3 separate regions of the Mus musculus genome follow, and all the other regions are linked to region 1. Evidence: chromatin loops called from intact Hi-C (ENCODE). Cell type or tissue: heart. All regions are shown on one strand.

Region 1 (8,000 bases):
GATACTAATAACCACATGATTCTATCAATGCCATTATTAATCTAAAAAACTCTTCAATTTAGTCTCAGGCAGATATTTGGGACACGGGCAAAAAGACACCACATTCTTTGTCAAAATAACATAAGAAAGTTGTCTTAATCAACAGTGTTCTATTGCTGTGAAGAGACACCATGATCATGTTAGCTCTTGTAAAGGAAAATATTTAACTGGGGCTGGCTTCCAACCCAGAGATTTAGTGCATTGTCATAATGGCAGGGAGCATGAAGGCACACAGGTAGATGTGGTGCTAAAGAAGGAACTGAGAAGTCTACTTGTGAATCTGCAGGAAGAGAAAAGGCCTCTGGGACTGGCTTAGGTTTATGAACCCTCAGAGCCCACCCCTAACGACAAACATCCTACAACAAGGCCACACCTACTCCAAGGCCACACCCACTCCAATAAGACCATACCCCCTAATCCTTAGAAGTAGTGCCCCTCCTTGATGACTAAGCATTCATATATGAGCCAATATGGGCCGTTATTATTCAAACCACCATAAACAGTCTCTAGAGCATTTACTTCCCTCTAAAACTTCTGGAGCTGGGCCCCCACAGTTCAACTTGCCCTCAGCATCTCTTTAATGCTCCTTCTTGAATGGCCCATTAAGCCCCTCTTCAAGCGTTCAACTGCTTTTCTAAATCCGACATCCCAAAGTCTACATTACACCAATAAGTAGCATGAATAGGCCTGTTTCAGCAATATCCTGCTTCCTGGTACCAACTTCTGTCTTAGTCGCTGCTCTACGGCTGTGAAGGCATGCCGTGACCACACTGTTCTGTGGCTGTGAAGGTATGAGATGACCACAGCCACTTTAACTGGGGTCTCCCTCAAAACTTCAGAGGCTTAGTCCATTATCATGTCAGGGCACATGATAGCACACACGGCACTGGAGTAGTCGCTGATCCACAAGCTGAGAGAGGGGAAAGGCTGGCATGGGCTTTTGAAACTTCAATCCCAGCCCTAGAGACATAGATCCTTCAACAAGACCAGATCCACTCCTTAGTGACAAAGCAGTCAAATACATGAGCTTCTAGAAGCTACTCTTATTCAAACCACAATACCCAGTGAGAAGGTGGAGTGTGGCTCAGTGGTAGAGCACCTGCCTAGAATCCACCCGTGAAGGACTAGGATCATGTCAGTGTTAGAGCCCCTGTCTGACACCACAAATCTTTAGGTTTGATCCCAAAACTGGGGGAAAATAAAGTATTTACTAATTCACTTGATGCAAGAATTTCACTCCTCACTCAGCGGTGGTGGCACACGCCTTTAATCCCAGCACTTGAGAGGCAGAGGCAGGTGGATTTCTGAGTTCGAGGCCAGCCTGGTCTACAGAGTGAGTTCCAAGACAACCAGGGCTATACAGAGAAACCCTGTCTCGAAAAACCAAAAAAAAAAAAAAAAAAAAAAAAGAATTTCACTCCTCAATAGCATCTCTGTGCTTCCTGTGTGTCTTGGAGGACAATGGAGAACACCCTTTCACCGGAAAACTTAAAAAGATTATTAGCCAAATGACTAATAGCCACTCTGTCCTGAGAACTCCCAGTTTAGAATGGCAGAGGAAATTCTCCCCCCAGGCAATCCCAGAATGCCTCCCTGAGGAGGTGTAGGTTACAGTGAGACTTAAAGACTGTAGGAGTTTGCTACATTTTGTAGTTTGGATGTGAAAAGTCCCTACTGGTTCACATTTGAACGAATGATACCCAGTTTTGAAGACGGTGGGCTGTTGTGGAGGTGAGGGTCTAGGTGGAGGAAGGTGACCACATGGGGTCTTGAGGTTTATAGTTCTCTTCCCAGGTACTCAGAAATAGTCATTAGGCTTATACCGAAATGTTCCAGCTCCGGTTCATTATCTCCACCAGGTAAGCATCCAAAAAACTAGGACCGCCTGAGCCCCAGTGGTAAAGCTTCTTGTTAAATGGGCCTCGGCTAGAGCTGGAAACCCCTGTGCAGAAGAATAAGGTCATCTTGTTTCCTCTTACTCGGTCGGCCAAGTGGGCAGCTTAGTGTTTGCAGCTGAAGTGGCAGGAGAAGACATCTAGGGAGCCCTCAGAATGAAGACTTCTGGAGAGAATGGTTGGAATTGTAGTAGCTGCTTTGTGACCGTGAGGTAATAGCAAGCCAAAGTTATGTGCTATGCCAAGGAAATGTGTCTCAAATCAAAACTCTGAGAGATGAAAGAAACTGGCTCCCTAGTGGTGTCCCTGACTTTAATCTCTCTGTACTTTTTGTATAGAACAAATGCCATTTCTACTTTTACAGAGTTCACATTTCTGTTACTTACAGCCATGCAGAATCTTCTTGGGATGACATCAACTCAGCATTTGGGAAGTGAGCTGTGCTGGAAAGGGCTGCAAGCCTGGGGCTGACGTGAGCAAGAGACAGCTATAGTCTAGCTGCGTGTTAGGAAGACTCCCTGGAACCAGGTTGTGCCCAGGTGAAGCAGAAAGACTTAATGATGGGGAGGCAAAGTCCCTGTGGCAAACTCAACTATGGGCAAAGAAAGTAAGACAGGGCTGGGGGGTGGGGTCGGGGCTCTGAGTGGGGCTGTGGTGGAAGATTGGCACCTAGGGTTTAGTTCTGCATCTGGGTTGGAGGTGGGGCTATCTGAAAATAAGAACCAGGGATTGAGGACAGGAAGACGTTGAACTACTGTGCAAGACCAAGGAGTGAAGGTATCTAGGGAAAATAGACTCAGAAGCGTTGTTGAAGCCCAGGAGGTTCATGGGAACTGCAGTTCTGGGCCCAGAAATATTAGCGGGGGGCGGAGGAGGGGGGAACGACACTGCAGCATTTCATGGTAAATTCTTTGTAAACCGAGGGTATGTGCCAGGGAACTGCAGAGGGTGAGGGGAACAGAGTTCTAAATCTGAGTGTTGGCTAGGGAACTGCAAGTGTCTCATGGGATATGTAGTTTGGGGCCCAGAAGTTACGTTCAGATAGCTGCAGCACTTCTTGTTAAAAGATTATTAATGAGCCCGGTAACTGCAGAGGCTGGTGGGAAATGTAGTTCTGGACCCAGAATACTGACCAGGGACCCGCAGAGTCTTTGCTAGAGATCTGCAAGGCCTTCTGGGAAATGTAGTTTTGATTTCAGAATATTGGCAAGGGAGCCTCTTGGGAAAAGTAGTATGAGCTCAGAGAATTATTAGCAGGGGGACTGCAACAGCTTCTGAGAGATGTGGTTTGAGGCTTCCCACACTGGCCAGAGACTTGCAGAACCCCCAAGGGCAATGCAGTTCTGTACCCAGAGTATCAGCCAGAGAAAGGCAGGGGCTCCTGGGAAATGTAGTTCTAGGCTCGAGGACCAACAGTGTGGGAATGCCGGTTCGCCGGCCCCCAGACCTGCTCACCTGTCTCCCTGTGTGAGCCAGGGGCGCCCAGGTTGGGGGAGATTAAAGGCTCCACCTCTGGCTGCATCCTGGAGAAGCGGGTCTGGGGAAGTCCAGAAAGATGGGGCGAGATGCTCGCACTGGGCCACACAGCGCAGCTCTTTTCCTGGACTTCTGCTTCTTGCTCTTTGAAACCACGAGGGACAAACACGGAACTGGAAGGCTGAGACCACAAGGACACACGCTTTCCCCTAACCTCCGGGACTCGGTGTGCGCCCCACCTCCTGTTTCCCTGCAACTCTACTTCCGTCTCCATCTCTTCCTGTCTCATGGCTTCTCTTTCTTCAGCCCTCCTGAACCATCCCTGTCCCCGGTTTTCACAATTCTCTGTCTGCCTCCCTCTAAACCCCCTTTCCCAGTTGTCCTCCACATTTCTCCCAGAAGTCTCTGCCCTCTGTCCCACCTCCCTGGTCTTTTTCTCCATCAGCTTCCCCAGCACCTCCCCAGCCCCCTGGATTGCCCCCTCCTCATTGCAGTCCTTCACCAATCTTGTCACCCTCTCTGAGCCTCCCTATTTCCCGTTCCCCTTCTCCCAGGCCCATTCCTCAGTCTCTCTTCCATAGCTGCTTCAGCTTCCACTCCCACCACCTCGCCCTTCTCTCTTCCCCTCTCTGAGCCCACTTGCCCTCTGCTCAGCACCGGCTAGACTCCTGGAGACAAACAGAAACTGAGTTCTCTAGGGGGGAGGGGACGGTAGGCAGGGTCTGGTTACCATGGTGCCCAATGTGAGAGCAAGGCTGGGGCTCTTATTCCTGAACGTGAGAAAAGTGTCATTGGGTGCCAGGCTTGGGGGCTTTCTGCAGGCAGGTGCCGGGTAGACTATCCTTTGTGAGTTCGGACCTGTGAGGCGAGGAGGCTGTAAAACCCTTTAGCTGTCTCGTCTATGCATCCACAGGCTCACTTTTTGTAGCCTGTTTCTCCCTCTTAATAACTGCCTATGTATCCCGGTCTGGTCTTGAACTCAGTCCCTTATCCAGGCAGGCCCTTGCCTTCCAGAGTCAGAAATGTTAGGAATGTGTCACCACGCCCCTTCTGACAATAGAGTCCCCAAGCTCCCTTCCCAGGTGGTCTTTGTTGTCACTGTGGCTTTCTGAGCTAATTTACAAATCAGTCCCGATTCTGGAGCACAGCTAGGAGTCTCTTTCTCTTTCTTTAAGGGCAGGCGTCGCCACGGTGTTACCTTGTAGATTCGGAACTTGCCAGAAGGCAAAGATGAAGGAAAGACCGCCTGGCTGGATCCAGCTGTGCCTGAAGCTCTCAATTTTTTGTTAGAAATTGAGAAACCTAAACTTTGATCAATTTAGCTGGTTTTGATTGGTTGTTTTGCTTTGGGGAGGGGGATTGGTTTTTAGTGTTTTTTCAACACAGTGCTCACTATGTACCCGCACCCCCACCCCACCCCCCTTGAACTTACTATGCAGACCAGGCTGGCCTACATACAGTTGGCCCCCTCTGCTTCCTTAGTGCTGAAATTAAAGTTGTGCCCCGCTATGCCTGGCTGTTACTGGCCACTTAAAAAGCTCATACACTTCAATGGTCTCATTCAGTCTTCTGTAACCATGATTTCCAACATTTCTTCTGGGTATGTGTACATCCTCCAATGCACACAATCCTGGGTGGGCGCCAGCATACATGGGGTTCGGGGATTTGAACATGAGTCCTGTGTACACAATGCAACTACTCTGCTGTGTGTTAGGAAGACTCCCTGGAACCAGGCTGAGCCCAGGTGAAGCAGAGAGACTTAATGATGGGGAGGCAAGGTCCCTGTGGCAAACTCAACTGGGGACAAAGAAAGTAAGACAGGGACCCTGTCCCTGGACCTTCCCTTTCTCTCATTCAGCCATCTTTTCCAGTTCCATCTCTGTAGGACAAGGAGCATTTTTGACTGCCATGGTCACAGGAACACCTAAGCCCTCACTTTCACTGCCCAGAGACATATGCATTGAATGAGTGAATGAATGAATGAATGAATGAATGAGTGTATCTCTTGTGTCTAACAATGCAACCCCAGCCCAGTGGACCTTACCCCTCCTATTCCTTGTGAGACTATAGTATGTAGAAGAAGAGAATACAGGCTCAGACAAGACAGGGCAGCCTGCAAGACAGGGCAGCCTGGAAGGCTTTTTTTTTTCTTTTTTTTTTTTTTAAGATTTATTTATTTATTATATGTAAGTACATTGTAGCTGTCAACTAGACTCCAGAAGAGGGAGTCAGATCTCGTTACGGATGGTTGTGAGCCACCATGTGGTTGCTAGGATTTGAACTCTGGACCTTTGGAAGAGCAGTCAGGTGCTCTTACCCACTGAGCCATCTCACCAGCCCCGCAGTCTTAGTTTCTGTTGCTGTGATAAAACACTTTGACCGAGCTGGGGAGATGGCTCAGTGGTTAAGAGCGCTGACTACTCTTCCAGAGGTCATGAGTTCAATTTCCACCAACGACATGGTGACTCACAACCATCTGTAATCAGATCTGATACCCTCTTCTGGTGTGTCTGACATACCGGTGTACTCATATACATACAATTAAAAAAATTAAAATCTTTTTTAAGTGGCCATAGCAACTTAGAAAAGATTTACTTGGCCATATAATTCCAGATGGATAAGACTCAGTAGTGTCAGGGAATTGTGGCAGGAGGTAACGGAAGGCTGAAGGCTCACATTTTAACTGCTATCAGGAATGAGAGAGCAAACTGGGGATTGCTCAAGCCTATTAACTCTCAAAGCCTGACCCCAGAGACACACTTCCTGCACCTAAACTCCCCAAGCAGGGCCACAACTAGGCATCAAATAGTAAATGCCCAAACCACGGTGAACATCTCATTCAAACCACTACACTGATGACCTCTGAGATCAGTTTCTCATCTCTGACCAGTGAAAATGGCGCAGTGAAAGTTCTCTCTCCTGGTTAGCTTTACTGTCAACTCCACACAGCTTACTGCCATCTGAGAGAAGTCTTATTTGAGAAACTCATACTGTGAATTGTTAATGGCTGTTGCAAGACCTAGCCCGTGGTGGGTGGTACCATTCCCTAGGTAACTAAGCAGAAGCATGGGTCTGCTAGCAAGCTAGAAAGCAACTTTCATCCACGGTTCCTGCCTTCAGGTTCCCACCTTGGCTTCCCTCACTAAGGGACTGTGCCTTGGAAGTGTAATCCAAAGAAACTCTTTCCTTCCTTGCTTTTGGTAACAGCATTTTATCAACAGCAATAGAAAAGTAGCTGGAACAACTATCAGTTCTCCAAATTCAGTTCTCTTTTCTCTCTCTGGAACACAACCTAACTTCTTGAAAATAGATAGATAGATAGATAGATAGATAGATAGATAGATAGATAGACACAGATACATATGTTTCATTTATTATTTGGCAATTCACATATGTGTATATTGTATTCTGATTCTACTCATGCTCTCAGAACCTCCTCAACCCCTGCCTGCTGTCTCTTGCTTCCTCAGGGTGTCTCTCCATCACTGTTGTCCTCTCTGCCTCCCATTCACCTCTCTTATTTCCTTCCCAATCCTCTGGAACTCTTCTTCCCAACATCCTCCCCGCCCCACCCCCACCCCGCCCCTGCCCCCACACTTTTATTTTTTCATTTTTCATTTTTCGAGAGAGGATTTCTCTGTGTTGCCCTGGCTGTCTTGGAACTCTTTCTGTAGAGCAGACTGGCCCTGAACTCACAGATATCCACCTGCCTCTGCCCCTCAAGTGCTGGGATTAAAGGTGTGTGCCACCAATGTCCAGCTTTTTATTTTTAACCCACTGAGTTTAGTTAGAATTGCTTGTGTGCTTATGAGTGTAGTTTATTTACTATAGTGAAACAACAACTCCTCAGGGAGGGGAGGAGCCTCCTGGGCCTCTCCTACGTTCATCTCTGAGTTTGACTCACCAAACTTCACACCCAACTTTCTGCATCTTTACCATGCTGTGCAGCGCTGCCCCTTTCTGTGTGTCTTGTACAACTCTACCTGACACATCTCTCCCTGTATCTCCTCTCTCCTCCTCCCTCTCTTTGTCTCTATTGCTCTGTGTGTCTCTGTTCCCTGGCTGCCCCCTCTGTCCAGCTGCCAATTACTTCCCTCCGCCACTCCTGCCACCTCTGTCAGGCCATCAGCAACCCTTGGCCACAAGCCCAGGACCCACATTCCCGAGTCAGCACTTTCCTCCAGTTCCACAGATGATGTCAGACCTGCAGCAGTGCCGGCTGCAGCTCTGTTTGAGGGCTTTCTTCCCTCTGCACAAATCCTGGCTACTTGGCTGACCTCTATCTTGGGGTTATCTCTAGCTACTGAACACTGGGAGGGATGGGCAGAGCTGTGTATGAGTCTGTATAGCATCTCTTTAAACCCCAGAACCTATCCTGGCCCACCTCAAGCACAGGCTTCTCAGGTGGGGTTAGGTGGCACCATGTGGGATTCTCATTAGGCAACCAGGAATGGGTAGGTGGAGAGAACGCCTCAGGGGACTTTGAGAAGGAAAACAAAGAGTTTTGTCCAAACTGGTTCATTTGTTCACCCACTACTCTATCATTTCTTCTTCCAGTATTTATTCATAAACAGTATCATTTATCCATCA
Region 2 (8,000 bases), 700 kb before region 1:
GGTGTGGGTGTGGAAGAGTAGTGTGCCAGGAAGTGCAAGATAGTGGGGTGGGCTGGGGTCTCCACTCCCCCCCCCCCCTTTATGGTGCTGAGAACTTCCACTGTCCCTCCTTTTTATCTCTGGGTTCTGAGTGTTCGTTCCAACGCCCACCTCCACTCTCCCAGGCCCCAGTGTCTCTATGGTCCCTTTTACATTTTCTCCTTAGGGAGGATCTACCGGGTCCTCTCATCTGCTCCAGGGGTTCCCGGCCTCTTCTCCACTTTTCCTGTTGTCCAGGGCTTCTTGGGGCCCCCCTCCTCGTGTAAATACCAGGCTTGTACACACGCCTCAGCTGGGGCCTACTGAGTCTGGCCATTGGCAAGAGCAACAGCAGGCTATGAGTGCGGTGACACAGCTCTGAGGGGGAAAGGTATCTTGGCAGTCAGGAGCCAAGGAATATCACAGAGTCACACCATACAACAAATCTCGCACAAGAGATTGATTGAAAGTGACACAAGAAGGTGGCTGCCTCTGCTGCAGTGAGAAGCCATGGAGTACTGAGCAGGGGACCGGCTTAGAGTATTTAACATGGAAGAGTTTACAGGGTGAAGATTTCCAAGGTGGGGATTGGTGACATTTCAAGTCAGAGTGCTGGGTTTTCAGGCTCAGGGATTGGTGGATTTCGGTAACTTTTCAAACCAGGAAATGAGCTGGGACTTTTTACCTTCTCTTCTTTGTCCTAATCCTTCACCTGACCTGAGCTCTTTCTCCCGCAGGCCACAACGCTGACGACATGGCTGAGACGGTGCTCATGAACTTCCTGCGTGGTGATGCTGGGAGGCTGGCGAGGGGTGGGGTGCTGGGCTCCACGGGCGAGGGGTGCGCACTTCCCAGGTGCCGGCCTCTGCAGTTTGCCTCGCAGAAGGAGGTGGTGCTGTATGCGCACTTCCGCCATCTCCGCTACTTTTCCGAGGAGTGCGTGTATGCCCCTGAGGCCTTCCGTGGTCATGCCCGGGACCTGCTTAAGCTCCTGGAGGCGGCCAGACCATCAGCCGTGCTGGACCTCGTGCACTCGGCAGAGCGCCTAGCTCTGGCTCCGGCAGCAAAGCCCCCTCCTCCAGGCACCTGCTCCCGCTGCGGAGCCCTGGCCAGCCACAAGCTCTGCCAGGCCTGTGCCCTCCTGGATGGCCTCAACCGAGGCCTGCCGCGCCTGGCCATCGGCAAGGGCCGCCGTGTGCTGCAAGTTGAGCCTCCACAGCCTGGGAACCCAAGCCTAGTCACCAGTGACCCTGTGGCCCCAGCAGGACCCTGCACCTGCAAGCAACCGAAAGATAAAGCCAACCCATGCGGCAATGGAGGGGACCGGGCAGGAGCCACCTGTGTATCGCAGTGTGACCTGAGCCCCGGGAATGGAGAGGACCGGGCAGGAGCCACCTGTGTATCGCAGAGGGACCTGAGCCTTGGGAATGGAGGGGACCGGGCAGGAGCCACCTGTGTATCGCAGTGTGACCTGAGCCCCGTGGCGGAGTGACCTGAGCTCTGCACTCTACATTGCCCTGTGTCCGGGGAAGTGATTGTACCCCACTGCCCTGCAACTGTGGAGTAATCTATACACTGTGAAGTGATTTCCCTTCAGTGCACGGCACCTTGGGACTGACCTGTTTCCGTGTGGAGTGGCTGTACCCTGCAGAGTCGCTTGAGCCCTGCAGATTATTTAAAGTGTCCAGTGCCCTGCAACCTGAGCCCCGTGTCCTACCTGTACCCCATGGAAGGATGGGCCCTGTAGAGCAACATGAACCTTGAAGTATAGGGCGCTCTAGGCACAGCTACCAGCTCTAAGAGAGAAGGGACCAACACCCATGCATTCCCGCACACCTCTGTGGGCTCAGAGAGCCCTGGCCCTCCTTTTCTGTTTTCCCAAGTCAGGTAAACAAAGTCACATGCGTACTAGGAATATTCACAATCGTCACTATACCCGTCTCATCCAGGCACAGCTCTCGCACCTACGGGAACTGGAGAAAGTTTGTTCTGAACCAGTTGGGACCTTCCATGGGCGGGTATGTGAATTGAGGTTGCCTGGGAAACTGCCGTGGGAGCAGTTACACAAACGTTTACAGCCCTAGGACAATAGAAAGTCATTAATCAAGACATTGGTCAAGTATGTCGGTGTGAACTGCAGGTAGACAGGTTATAGCAAAGCTGAAATCCCTTCTGTCAGTCTGAGGAACTATCTGATGACTTTCTTAGCTTGTGGGTCTTTGGAAGCCAGTGGTCTGCTGAGCTGATAGGTTCTGAACCAAATTTGTAGTTTTCACATGGTTGTTGAGTTAGTGTCCTGGCTGGCCATTTTTTGGTTTTGTTTTGTCAACTTTACACAGGCTGGGGTCATCTGAGAAAATGCTTCCATAAGATTGGCCTACAGGCAAGCTTGTGGGGCATTTTCTGATTGATGATTGATGTGGAAGGGCTCAGCCCACTGTGGGCGGTCCAGTCCCTAGGCAGGTGATCCTGGATACTATAAGAAAGCAGGCTGAGTAAGCCAGTCAGTAGTAGTGTTCCCTCATGGCCTCTGCCTCAGTTCCTGCTGACTTCCCTCAGTAATGGAGTGTGACCTAAAATGTAAGTTGAAATAAAACTTTTTCTCGAAAGATGTTTTTGGTCTGGTGTTTTATCGCAGCAATAGGAAATGAAAGTAAGAGTGTCCACATACGGGTCTTCATCACACACGTTGCTTTCAAGGGGACTTCATCTTTGCTTTGGAGTGCTTATATCTACCTTCTCATTTCTTCCCCATGGCAACTTCAAGGGACCACAGGGCCTGTCACCAGTCCTATCTATAATAGGGTGACTGCCTTGCCCAGTCCTGGTATCTGTTGTGAGTGAGGAGGGCACCCCAAGCTTGGACTCTGGAGACAGAACTTGTGCTGAGTCTCTGCCTTAACCTCTCTAAGGTGCCATTTCCTCCTGTGAAAATGGAACTGTCTTGCCTTCACCCCTATCTTGGGAGATGAGAGTCCAGTTATCCAAGTCCATGTCCAGCTTGGCTCTGTATACTGGGGATTGGCCACCAGGGGGCTCCAGGCTTCTGGGTGCTGCCTTGCCATATTAAGAAGTTGAGAGGCTGAAGAACCTTCCCAAGAAGAGGGTTCCTCAAAAGTACTAAAAACTTCCCTGGATCATTCCCCCAACATTGGGCAAAGGGTGCTCCTTAGCCTCTGTGGCCCTGTCCTCTTGGAAGTGACTCCATAGGTCTCTATTTACCAAATTAAGATAAGTTAAAAAGCAAAGGTGGATGCCCTGCCGCCATCAGGTCCCCCTAGGCTTATAAAGCACCAGGTCAAATATTCATTCAGCAAATATTGGACATCTTTTTGTCTGGTCCTCCTGCAAGTGCCAGGAAGCTGCAGTGGGCAGAGACAGGAGCCCCTCCACAAATTTTCAGTCTGGGGTGGGGGCGGAGGGAGGGCCATTGCAAACAAATAACGAGTGATTGTGACTGTCGCTTTTTCCTTTTTTTAAAAATTTACTTAAAAATATACAGCTCAGTATTGACATTTTTAAGTCATCGAAATAATTTATAATAGTTAAATGCCTCTTAAATATACATGAATTCTTCTGAAGCTAAAAGTAATATGCACTCAACCAGTTTTTAAAATCTACTTGGAACATTAAACATGATAGAAGTAGAAAAAAAAAATCTCTCATGAAGTCCTCTATGAAAGGGAATTGTGACAAGTTCCTGATTAGACAGAAACCATTCCATCTCCAAGGGAGAATGCACAGTGTAACTGTGGCTTCATAGAATGAATTGGGCAGTGTTCCTTCTGTTTCTATTTTGTGGAATAGTTTGAAGAGTACTGGTATTAGGTCTTCTTTGAAAGTCTGATAGAATTCTGCACTGAACCCATTTGGTCCTGGGCTTTTTTTGGTTGGGAGACTTTTAATGACTGCTTTAGGGGTTATGGGACTGTTTAGATGGTTTATCTGATCCTGATTCTGGTATTTGGTATCTGTCTAGAAAATTGTCCATTTCATCCAGGTTTTCCAGTTTTGTTGATTATAGCCTTTTGTAGTAGGATCTGATGGTGTTTTGGATTTCCTCAAGTTCTATTGTTATGTCTCCCTTTTCATTTCTGATCTTGTTAATTAGGATGCTGTCTCTGTGCCCTCTAGTTAGTGTGGATAAGGGTTTATCTATCTTGTTGATTTTCCTCAAAGAACCAGCTCCTGGTTTTGTTGATTCTTTGTATAGCCCTTTTTGTTTCTACTTGGTTGATTTCAGTCCTGAGTTGGATTACTTTCTGCCCTCTCCTCCTCTTGGGTGCATTTGCTTCTTTTTATTCTAGAGCTTTCAGATGTGCTGTCAAGCTGCTAGTGTATGCTCTCTCCAGTTTCTTTTTGGAGGCACTCAGAGCTATGAGTTTTCCTATGTCCCATAAGTTTGGGTATGTTGTGCCTTCGTTTTCATTAAATTCTAAAGTCTTTAATTTATTTCTTTATTTCTTCCTTGACCAAGTTACCATTGAGTACAGCGCTGTTCAGCTTCCATGTGTGTGTGGGCTTTCTGTTGTTTTTTGTTGCTATTAAAGAGCAGCCTTGGTCCGTGGTGATCTAATAGGATGCATGGGATTATTTCAGTCTTCTTGTGTCTGTTGAGGCCTGTCTTGTGACTGATTATATGGTCAGTTTTGAAGAAGTTTTTTTCCCCTTTTTTCAACGCTGAAGATTGAATTAAGGACCTAACATGCCAAGCCACACCCTCAGCCCCTCACAGGGGGATCCTAGACAATCTATCTCTGAGCTACATCCCCAGCACAAAGGTTTGCTTGTCAAAAATAGAGTAGAGGGAGCCATGAAGGAAAGGCCTCTGGGGAGGTGGCCTTTGAGCAGCGACCCACATAAAGCTAGGGGAACAAATCTCAAAAGTATGGGGGAGGGAGTTCCCCCTGGAGGAGGGAACCGCCAATTCAGCAACTAGGGTATAGGAATAACCTTGATCTCTTCCAGGCATCTGAAGCTGGACCAGGTGTGTGGAGTCAAGACTTGAATTTTATTCTAACAGTGAAGGCCAGTCTCTATTCCGGGTCTATCCAACAACTGCTGTGACAGAGAAGTAGCTATGGACAGGGATGGGGGAACAGAGGAGGGGCTGGGGGCGGTAAGGGTGTGACTGAAGACTCTCTAGGCAGATTGTACAACTCCAAGCTTTTCTCTTGTGGGACTGGACCCGTACCAAGAGGGTGTTCCATCCCGGCTAGTGCAGTGATAGGAGAGTAATGCTTGTTTAATACTTATGCTAGATGAACATGCAACCCAGTGAAGTAACTTGCCGAGACTCACATAACTGTGACTCAGGGAGGGAGCAGGGACTCTAGGTTCTTAAACTGGAATCCAGAGGACCTGCTTCCAAATGCATGCACAGCAGGGCACCTCTCATTTCTGGAATATCTCCAGGGACTCTGCCCTGCTACTGAGCCTCTTGTGTGAGAAAGGGGCTGTGTTCACATTTGAACACAAGGGGGCGCTGTGACCACATCTGCGCACCAAAACTGGGTATCCAGCCCAGGCCCAGACAGCACTGGATCTAGAGAAGCCTGAAACCTCTGAGTTTTCATAAAGATGATGTGTCCTTCCTTGCCTTGCACAGACTCTGAGCATGAGACCCGGTAACGCAGCTAAACTGCAGAAACTGCTCAGGACAGAGCCTAAAGGCTGGAGAGGAAGAAGAAAGGGGCTGGGAAGATGGAGGCCAGAGAAGGAGAGAGAGGAAAAGAAATAAAAAGAAGGAACACACAGCTGTAATGTACTGCAACAGTTCGATACTGACAGGTGTCGGTAAGGATGTGTCCTGTCCATTTAAGCGGAAAAGGGGTGGCCTAAAGGAGACAGCCCCATCCCAGCAGAGAACCGTGTAAATTGAGGTGGTACTTGGCTGACCGCTGGAAAGCATTCCTGGAAGAGGGAATGACTAGCCTAGAATCCGAGAGTGGAGGACAGGACAAGTGACAGAGGAGAGAGTGTGAGGGGCAGGTGTTGAGATGCAGAAGCAAGCCCTGAACTCTCCCGGGAGGGGAGGATAAGAATCACGGTTGCGGGCATTTCCTAACACCTCTCAGCCTAGGCTAGTGAGGAAAGACCTGACTCAGCGCTGGTCCCTGCCCTCAGTGGGCTCTCCCTCTGGTGAAGGAAGAGGGTGCAGGCACTGACAAGTCAGGACCAAAGGGTTACATGCCACTGTTGCCATTGTGAGACTTCAGAAGGGATCCTAGAGGTGGGGCGCCCAGCACGGTGTGGTGCGTCATAGAATGCGGAGGTGATGTTTGAACCAAGACCCAGGAGCTGAGTAAGACTGAGGCCAGGAAAGGCAAGAGAGAGGGGCGTGGTGTCTGGTAGGATGGCAGTGGGCCTCAGTCCCCGACAAGAGGCACCTGTCCCTGTGGGGAAGCATTGCTCTTGGTGCAGAAGTCAGAATGCTGCCTTAGCTGGGAACAGGGCCTGCCTGGAAAGACTCAAGGCAGACAAGGCTAGACTGGGCATGTAGCTCAGTGGGTAGATTGCTTGCTTAGCATGTACAAAGCTCTGGTCTCCATCCTCAGTGCTGCATAAATGGGGTGTGCTGGTACACGCAGCCCTAAATCCCAGCACAGGGGAGGTAGAAGCAGAAGGATCATGAATTTAAGGTACATGGTAAGGAGGAGACGCTGTCTCAAAACACCAAGAGCTCTGTGGGAGCGGCCATGGAGACTAAAACTAAGACCACACCAGTTGAGGATCTGAGCTAGAGAGAGTGGAAGACCTGGTAATGCTGAGAACAGGTGCAAGGGCTTAAACCTCTCACCAAGAATTGTGAATCCTACCGACACTGGGTGTGTTTTTAAAACTTTAAAGAACTCCTTCCTGTGTGAGTTCATAGACTATATAAAATAGGGGCTGGAGAGGTAGCTTATCCACTGAGAGCAAGTACTGCCTGTTGTGTTTTATAGACAAAAAACGCTAACACTGCCCTTGCAGGGGACCTGAGTTAGGCTGCTTGACAACATCCTGTAACTCCAGCTCCAAGAGATCTAATGCCCTCTTGTGGCCTCTGAAGGCACTCATAGTTCTCCCTCTCCCTCTCCCTCTCCCTCTCCCTCTCCCTCTCCCTCTCCCTCTCCCTCTCCCTCTCCCTCTCCCTCTCCCTCTCCCTCTCCCTCTCCCTCTCCCTCTCCCTCTCCCTCTCCCTGTCCTCCTCTCTCTGTCTCCCTCTCCTCCCTCTCCCTGTCTCCCTCTCTTTGTCCCTCTCACTCTCTCTGTCTCTGTCTGTCTGTCTGTCTGTCTGTCTCTCTCTCTCTCTCTCTCTCTCTCTCTCACACACACACACACACACAATTGAAAATGCTAAAATATGATATAAATACAGGGTGTCCCTCCTGATGAGCAGAGCAAACGCATTTCCCACTCAGGTGGGCTTTGCAGATACTGGAGGGTGTTGGAGAGGCCTGGGGCTTGCTGAGGCAGGAAGAAGAGCTGGGCGTCCCTAAGGAAGCCTGTGGCTCCCCCTCTCCACCCCACTGAAACACAGAGAACCCAGTATATCATCCCTTCGCATACACCAGACACCAGATCAGTACGGTAAATTCAGTGGTTGACCAGGTAGGAAAGGTCCCGGACCTCGCAAATCCTCTGGGAGACACAGTCCTTGTTCTTTCTATTGGAGGGGCAGAGGGCTAAGTAGCTGAACATCTTCCCTCGTCAGAGCTGACACTCAAGTTGTTAGAGACAGACTTGAATAAAATTTTATTCTGAATAAAAATAAATTAAAATACCCACGAAGGACATTGAACACCGATAAGTGCTTGCACGCAGTGTGAGAAGGGCAGAGACAAGAAGAGAATGCACGGTTCAGAGAAGGTGATTGGAGGGATGACATGGGCAGGGTGGTAGCAAAGGTGTCCCAGGCAGAGGGAACAGTAATGACCAAGCCCCTGAGATGCGAAGGTATCAATCATGCTGAGAACATCAAGGAAGCACAGGGGCCCAAG
Region 3 (8,000 bases), 94 kb after region 1:
AACAATGCGGCTGTACCAGGTGGCAATGGGGGCAGGGAGCTGGCCTGCTGCAGCCTGACATGTCCCATGCCAGGCCTGCCAGCCAGTGGCTGGGCTCATCCTGGGACACTCAGAGACTCCCCAAGCCATGCAGGTCCCTTCTTCATGGACAGGAAAGGAGACAGGAGGGGGTCAGGGGACCAAGAATACAAAGAGGCTGGAGATTGTGGCCTCAAGGTGGAATGAATGGTGGACAGTTAAGGTGAGCTCAAGGACAATCAGACACTGGAGTGAAGAAGGGGACTCCAGCCAGGACTGAGGAGCACGGAGGACTGGGAAAGACAGGACACAGGTGGGGCCTGCAGGACCACATACATTCCAGCCAGACCTTTCCACTTAGACTTTAGAGGGGGGAAAAAAAGGAGATCAAGAGGTTTGTAAGGGGCTTGGTGGGAGACCTAAATTCCTGTCCCCAGTTCTTCCCCCATCCCAAGGAAAATGCAGTCTCCATGACAACCTGCTGGCCAGACTGAGGAGGGGGGCTGTAAAGGGAATTTTCTACCTCAGCAGGAATGGGAGAATGTGGGCTGCTCAGGAGGCCGTGGGGTAGTGGGCACATAGGGCCATGCAAGGCCTAGCTTCCAAGCCACCATGCCAGCCAGCAGGAGGGCAGAGGGCTGGAAAAGGACACCCTCCCCATCCTGTTCCCTCCCTCAGTGGAGAGAGTCAGGGGTCAAAGTCCAAAGTTCATTCACTGTCAGGCCTGGTACAGGGGCCAGCAAGCACAGCAGATCCCCCACAGCAGGGTACCTTGTTAAAGACCATGGCCACCAGTACGCTCCCTCAAGTTCCTTACAAGGTGGGGGTGGTGGGCTATGGCCGCCTGGGTGAGTAAGACCTGGCCTGGGGTCTCTTTCTATGCCCTGTTCCTAATGTTCCAGAAACATTTGCTTCCATCTATCTTTCACCCCAGCCTGCCAGCCCAGCCTGCCTTCTGCCCACTCACTGGGCCTCCCTCTGTCTCTCTGTGTCTCTCCCTCTGAGAGAGTGTTTATCTCTGGGTATCTGCCTCTCTCTAGGTCTCTGTCCTTTCTCTGGGTCTCCAAGGTCTGTCTGTCTCTGTCTCTCCCCCCCCCCACCTTCCCCTCTTCTCTCTCCCATCTTCTGTCTGTCTTTCTTCTTGCTCTCATCTCTGTGTGTGTGTCTGGGTCTTTGTGTCTCTGTCTCTGTGTGTATGTGTCTCTGTGTATGTGGGGCATCTCTGTCTCTCCTTTCTAGGTTTCTATGTATTCTGTCTGTGTGTCTGTCTGCCTCTCCTCTCTGGGCTTCTGACTGTATTCTGTCTCTAGGTCCCTGACCCCCCCCCACCCCCAATCTCCCTGACTTAGGAGGGGAGGGTCTCTCTCCTTTCCTTGGATCCCTAGCCCTCCTGTCTCTGCAGGACAGTCCCTTGTGTCCCGCCTTCTGGCTCAGGGATCAGAACTGGGCCTAGAACTTGTTTTTGTGTGGAACCGTGACCCTGGACGGATGGCAGGGAGTGTGCCCCCTGCCCTGCAGCTCCAAGACCTCACTGCCCTTGAGGAAAGGTCAGCGCCCCACAGAAGGAGCCTCCCCAAAGCTGCTTCCTGCCTCCCTGTGTCAGACAACCCTTTGACCCTTTCTGAGTCTCAGTGCATATAAAGAGAAACTAGAATGCACCCACTATCCCACTCCCCTCCCTCAGCCAGGGTAAGCAGTGCTATCCCTCCAAACCCTGAGGACCTGGGAGACAGGAGACCTGACTCTTCTCCAAGGCCCTCCCCCTCCATGTCTCTCTTCCTAGGCACCCTGACCTTGTGGTAGAAGTGGCCCACCCCAAAATAATCCATGAATCTGGGGCACAAATCCTTCGCCATGCAAACCTCCTGGTGAGCCTCCTTGCCCCTCAGTGAGTCCCTCTCTGTGTTGGCTGCATCCCACCCTCCAGCAGTAATCTGGGTCTTGGCCTTGCCTCTCTCTACCATCCGTGTCCCAAGGTGGGATCCCCCTCAGCTCTGGCTGACCAGACCACAGAGCAGCAGCTCCTGGAGGCTTCAAAGCGCTGGGGCCACACTGTGTTTGTGGCCCGAGGGGCCCTATGGGGCAGTGAAGACATCAGCAGACTGGATGCAGCCGGAGGCCTCCAGGTGAGGACTGTCTGGGCTGCCAGACGGAACATGTAAGAGTCTCAATCTCCTGACCCTGCCATTGCTTCCAGAGCCTTCGAGTCACCATGGCCACACATCCTGATGGCTTCCGGCTGGAGGGACCCCTGGCTGCAGCCCACAGTAGTGGGCCCCGCACAGTGCTCTATGAGGGCCCTGTGCGTGGGCTCTGTCCCTTGGCCCCCCGAAACTCTAACACCATGGCAGCTGCTGCCCTGGCTGCCCCCAGTCTAGGCTTCGACCGTGTCATTGGGGTGCTTGTGGCTGACCTTAGGTAAGCACAGGGCGTAGGTGGCACAGCTGTGTACACTCCGGGTGGACTGACTGCACTTCTCTGCCGGCTGCAGCCTCACCGACATGCACGTGGTGGATGTGGAGCTGCTAGGACCCCCAGGGCCTTCAGGTCGCAGCTTTGCCGTGCACACCCACAGAGAGAACCCAGCCCAGCCTGGCGCTGTCACCGGCTCTGCTACTGTTACAGCCTTCTGGCACAGCCTACTGGGTGCGGCAGGCCCCTCCAAGGGTCCCTTGGCGTTTGTGCTCGGCAGAGCTCACATGTTGGGTGTCCCAACCCCAGTTTTCTGTCTTTTCTCATTCTTAGTTCTCACTCCCAGGCTCTATGAGCCTCTCTTTCCCCGCCCCGCTTTCTCTCAGCATCTGGGTCCCCCTCTAGGTCTCTACATCCACATGCCACATCTCTTTCTGAGTATCCTCCTTGACTTGTACCACATTACCTTTTCCAAAACCCACGTCCACCATGGCCACCTGCATGTGTCTGTGTTGTCATCCTAGTTTTTCATTCTCCCCACAGGCTGCTGTCAGCTCACCTCCAGACCTGGGATCCACCTCTGCTGAGTCTCCTCCCCTACTACCCTTACTGTCATATTGACAACTATGGGTCCCAGTAAACATCAGAGTTCAGCCCACTGTTCTCTTTGGCCTCTTTGGTTCCTTGTCCCCACCTCTATGTCGTCACGCTTCAGCTACACACTGAGTATGACGCCATAGCAGCAGCGTGCGAGCTCATACACAAACCAGCCCCCTGAAAGCTATCGCGAGATCACTCGTTACCACAACTCCCAGAAACCTCTAGGCAGCAGTGAGCCCTGGGAGAGAACGAGAACTGGCTGCTTTGTCCGATGGGAGTTGTAGTCCCACGCGGCAGAGCAGCCCCGGAGGACTTCCGGACTGCGCGTCCTATTTAGACGCCCTACGGAGGCCTTCGGGAATCGCAGTTCGGCGCGCGCAAGTCGCCGGGAGCTGTAGTCCCTTTCGCCTGCTCAGTCAGCGTGCTACCACCCGGTCGCTGCCTAGGGAATGCGAAAGCGGTCGGTCCCGGGGAGCAGAAAGGCCGGCGGGGTGAGGGCCAGGCGGGCGACAAGCAAAGGCGGGTGGGAGTGTGCCTGGTTGCCAGGTGACAGGAAAAGGTGGGGGCTCCTGTTGCTTAGTAACTGGTAGAGGGCCTCGTTGCCAGGTGAAGGGAGGCGAGAACCCTGGTTATTGAGGAGGGGAAGTCTTTCGTTGCTAGGCGACCAGAAGAGACCCTGTTACCCAGAGACGGGAAAGGAGGAGTCCTCCATTGCTAGGTGATCAGAAAACGGACCAGGATACCCAGAGGGTGGGGTTGTTCTGTTGCTTGGGAACTAAAAAGGTATTGTTTCCTAGGGACAGAAGGGGTGGTAGTCCATTGCTAGGTGATGATGATCAGGACCCTTTTGCTTGGAGACATGTAGTGGGGGTGGGTCTCTATTGCCAGGTGAGCAGATGAGAGCCTCTACTCCCCCCACTCCCAGGACTGGGCTCAAAAGGTGTCTCTGTGCTCTGGAGACAGCCTGGGAAATAGGGTCAGGGCCTCACGGCCTCCTAAGCTAGCCCCAGTGCCCATCTCAATGTCCATTGCCCAGGGACCCAGGAATCTAGAGAACCGAATGAGCAAGATCCTAGGTGCCTAACACCTCCTTGTCCCACCCCGCAGCAGGAGCTGAGGAGGGCATGTCTCAGGCTCCGGAAGCAAGGCCGAGTCCACCCTCAGTGTATCATGAGCGGCAGCGGCTAGAGCTGTGTGCTGTCCATGCTCTCAACAACGTCCTTCAAGAGCAGCTCTTTAGCCAGGAGGCTGCCGACGAAATCTGCAAGAGGTGACTGCCATTGTTCCCCGCCCTGGAAGAGCAGGGCTCAGAGAGGCACGGGAGCCTTCCTGGGACCCTAGCAGGGCCAAGGCTCCGATCCAGGAGCTGTTGCCTGCCCTCCCACCTGCTGCTTCTCACAGCCTCAGCCCCAGCTTTGGCCTCAACCTCTCTTATCTGAGCCTCTGTCACAACCTCCCAGCTGTCTGTTTTTCTTCTCCTGGTCGTCCTACACACAGCCCCACAGCTGCTTGCCCCCTCCTCTGCTTCTATCCCTCTTTGGTTCCCCAGAACTCCTAGGGACTAGCCCCGGGCCTTCAGGCTGAACTCAAGGCCTTGTGTGCTCGGGTCCTTGCCTACCTTTCTGCAGCTTCATCCTTCGATGTACTCCTAGGCCTCCAACAGGCTGTTCCCATGTTACACAAGGCATTTTTTTCCCCTTCTTGGTCCCTTTGTTTGCGCCTCACAATTTCAACCATCACTTTTGTAAGAAACTTTCTTGAATCTCTCTCCCCATTCCCACCTCTAGGCTGCAGGGTGCTTCTATGGGCACATAGACACCCCAGCCTGTAGTCCTTGCCCAGATCCACAGGCAGCCCTCATCTGTAAACTTCAGACTTACTTAGAACATACGCATCTCTCTTTCTCCAGCTCTTTCTCCAGGGACATGCTGAGCAGCTCGAGCTGAGGCAGATGTCACAAGGGGGAGAAGGCTGGGAGAGCTGCAGACATGAGTGGCTCCCTCTTGACACTGCTCGCCAAGGGTCCAGGCCTACAGAGGAGCAGGGCCACAGAGCTGGGGAGAGCTAGAGGGAAGGCTTGGGCACAGGGACATCTGGGATGGGTGGCTGCTAAGAGCTGGTGCTGAGGCTATGCAGGGCCTGCTTGCCACTGGAGGAGGTGGGCGTCTGTCCTGGGATGATAGGGCACTAGGGATGCCTCTGAGCAGGGTAGGGCAGGGTGTTCCCAAAAGAAAGGGGCACTCTGTATTCAGATATGGCGGCATGAATGTGACTATCACCCAGGGACTCTGAGCACAGTCTTGGGTCTGAAGGCTCCTCTCCCAGAAGAAATGACATCTGAAGCTGGTCTGGAGAGAGACCGTGACGAGTGGGAAGAATGGAGGGGCAGGGACTTTGTCCAGAGCACTTGGGAGTCACGGGAGAAGTGGAAGTAGGAAGGGAGCAGGGCAACTCAGGCTCCTGGAAGTTGAAGGTAGGCTAGAGGGAGAGACTAGAGGCTGGGAAGGGTTTCTGAGTGGGAAAAGATAAAGCCTTAGCCAGTCTAAGAGTACAGGGCTCAGGGGTGGAGGGAGAACAGGACGTGAGGATGATAAACTGTGTGGGGGTTGAAGAGAGACGCGTCAAAGGCCAGGCTCTGGGCCTCTCCTATCATGTGGGAAGGTGGAGGCCTTTCCAGGATTTCAAACCTTGGCTCTGCCCCCTCCTTCCCAGGCTAGCCCCAGATTCCCGGCTGAACCCCCATCGCAGTCTCTTGGGCACCGGCAACTATGATGTCAACGTGATCATGGCTGCCCTGCAGGGCCTGGGCCTGGCCGCTGTGTGGTGGGACAGGAGGAGGTAGGGCCTAGGCTGTGGGCTGCACTGCCTCTGGGCGTGTGGGATGACACAGAGGGTGGCTTGAAGGGAGCCAGGGAGGCTATGGCAGATGGGGTCTGACTGAACGATGGGCTGAACTTATAAACTTGGTACCAGTCCAAAGGGTAGCCAAATGAGTAACTTACGATTAAGGTGGGAAAGACAGAAGTTAGTCAAGAGTAGTGGAGCCATCTTGTTGGCCCAAGGCAGGACTAAGCGGGAAGCCAGCCTGGACTGCATATGGAGAGCCTGGGTCAAAAGGGCAAACAACAAAAAGTTGAGGTTCTGGGGTTCCATTGGCAGAAGGCTTCCCCGTCACATATGAGGCCAGGATTCCATCCCCAGCACTCCATCAACTGCTGTAGTGGTGCACATCTGGGATACCCGAGACCCTGCCTAAACAAACCAAAGCTGGAGTTGACAGATAAGAGGGTAATGGGTCAGTGAGTGAATAGACGCTCATTCTGGAGAAGGAAGCAGGATCCAAGTGCCTCTGTGGCCCGCAACCCAGACCTCAGTGACTCTGGGGCCTCATGCTATATCCCTCCCCTCCCCAGACCCCTGTCCCAGCTGGCCCTGCCCCAGGTACTAGGCCTGATCTTGAACCTACCCTCTCCTGTGTCGCTGGGGCTGCTGTCCCTGCCACTGCGCCGCCGACACTGGGTGGCCCTGCGACAGGTAGATGGCATCTACTATAATCTGGACTCAAAGCTCCGGGCCCCTGAAGCCCTGGGGGACGAGGATGGAGTCAGGTGAGTGGTAAAGAGAGTGACAGGCTGGGGCCAACACTGGAACTGCCCTGCAAGGAGATGGACCCGCCTGGACTGCTGAGACCTCAGTCTTCCACTCTCCCCCTCAGGACCTTCCTGGCAGCTGCCTTGGCCCAAGGCCTGTGCGAGGTGCTATTGGTGGTGACCAAGGAGGTGGAGGAGGCCGGCTGCTGGCTGAACACAAGCTGATCTGCTGCCTGCTCCCACAGTCCTAAGTGTCCAGTGCCTGGAAGGGCCTGCAGCTCCAGGCCTCAGGAGGCCTGCACCCTGCCCTAGGGTCCCCACTCCCCCAACCACTGCTGCCTCAATAAATCTGCTCTTTTGTTATTTGTGCCTGGGCTCAGCTCCTGGGGATTGCTCTCGGTCACAGGCCAGTACCCATAGGGAGACAGAAAACAAAAACCAACATGTCGCCTCCCAAAATCAGAATAATATAAGCAGAAGCAAGGATCACTCCACTTTAAGGTTTAGACCATCAGTGAGAAGGACAGTAGTCCCCAAAGATGACCATGGGTCCAGCAGCCTGTGACCATACCCCTTGACTTCCCAGGCGCAGGGGGAACTAGGCAGCAGACAGGACTGGCTATAATTGGCCCCCTCAGGAACAAAGTCCCTGGATGTGTTGGGTAGCTGGGTAAAGTCATAGGGCCTTTCAAAGTAAGAGAAGGCCAGCCTAGGCAAGGTATTTACCACTGTTGACAGTGGCTTGGACACTCCTCACAGCAACCTCAAGAAGCTGGCACAGTGGCTGCTATTTTCTCAGGGTGTGCTGGATCCCTGAATAGGGCCAGTTGGGCTCAGCCTTGAAGCAGGTGAGGGACAGACTGTAGGGTGGTTGGAGGGATATTCTAAGGCGCCAGACCTACAACTGCAGCAAGTCACCCAAGCCAAACATGTTCAAGAGGCTGCCAAACTTGAGGACCCCAAACTCAGAAGTCGCTGATGTGCCCAGAGTGCTGCAGCCCTTCTGTCATCACCAGTTATTTGGGGACGTGTTGACAGACACGTCTATATGGGGCAGAGTGGAATGGGAAAAGGACTGGAGCCAGGAGGTGGGCCCAGACAAGAGCACCCTGAGCAGACAGGGTAATCGCACCAGAGTCACAGAGAGGGGGAGGAGATGGCCAGGATCTGGCCCTGAGCCCCAGGACCTGTGGGAAACAAGGGGAGAGATTGTCCTCAGCTGATGGGACAGGCTTGGGCAACAGGGACCCACGAGACCCATTCAGGGATTATAGGAGAGGAGGGGTCCAGCTTGGAACATGACACCCTACCCTGGCCAGGATCTATCCTAGTAATTAATTCATCTGGGGATGCAGGCCACACCCTGACACCACGCTAGTA

The links. Hi-C counts contacts between places; a loop is a spot of excess contacts. Peaks named below come from ENCODE experiments on the same cell type or tissue, not always from the same donor. Only the 100,000 strongest peaks of a DNase experiment are listed, where the experiment ranks them.
Region 2: a loop joins it to region 1, with 5 times the contacts of the local background. A loop is called at or near these places in 2 of 42 quality-filtered maps.
Region 3: it touches region 1 in a loop (4-fold over the local background); 15 of 42 quality-filtered maps call a loop at or near these places.

What each region holds. Positions count from the first base shown.
Region 1 is chr7:44,370,934-44,378,933 of GRCm38, forward strand. It overlaps 1700008O03Rik (RIKEN cDNA 1700008O03 gene), which reads right to left and starts at 4,097. Exons shown (of 6, transcript NM_027049.1): 1 at 4,054-4,097; 2 at 3,390-3,591. The coding sequence starts at 3,456. It overlaps Gm39001 (a long non-coding RNA gene), which reads left to right and starts at 3,564. Exons shown (of 2, transcript XR_882056.2): 1 at 3,564-3,636; 2 at 4,591-4,970. In heart, no CTCF peak of the experiment used is centred here; DNase peaks (open chromatin) are centred at 3,038, 4,098 and 7,558; H3K4me3 peaks cover 2,048 bases; H3K27ac peaks cover 1,965 bases; H3K27me3 peaks cover 359 bases.
Region 2 is chr7:43,675,672-43,683,671 of GRCm38, forward strand. Ctu1 (cytosolic thiouridylase subunit 1) reads left to right here. Exons shown (of 3, transcript NM_145582.1): 3 at 756-2,627. The coding sequence ends at 1,510. It also overlaps a transcript of Klk14 not described here. Among named protein-coding and RNA genes, the nearest start is that of Ctu1, 7.6 kb to the left of the region's middle. In heart, CTCF peaks have their summits at 3,034 (motif pointing right), 5,478 (motif pointing right) and 7,036 (motif pointing left); DNase peaks (open chromatin) are centred at 3,040 and 5,490.
Region 3 is chr7:44,464,670-44,472,669 of GRCm38, forward strand. Aspdh (aspartate dehydrogenase domain containing) reads left to right here and starts at 766. Exons shown (of 7, transcript NM_026690.1): 1 at 766-866; 2 at 1,421-1,565; 3 at 1,802-1,886; 4 at 1,995-2,144; 5 at 2,216-2,436; 6 at 2,510-2,664; 7 at 2,974-3,082. The coding sequence starts at 803. The coding sequence ends at 3,017. Josd2 (Josephin domain containing 2) reads left to right here and starts at 3,311. Exons shown (of 5, transcript NM_001205071.1): 1 at 3,311-3,521; 2 at 4,138-4,300; 3 at 5,743-5,868; 4 at 6,444-6,638; 5 at 6,746-6,989. The coding sequence starts at 4,155. The coding sequence ends at 6,845. Mir7052 (microRNA 7052) reads left to right here and starts at 5,678; the gene lies at 5,678-5,742. In heart, a CTCF peak has its summit at 3,384; DNase peaks (open chromatin) are centred at 2,282, 3,302, 6,612, 7,822 and 2 weaker places; H3K4me3 peaks cover 5,024 bases; H3K27ac peaks cover 7,780 bases; H3K27me3 peaks cover 274 bases.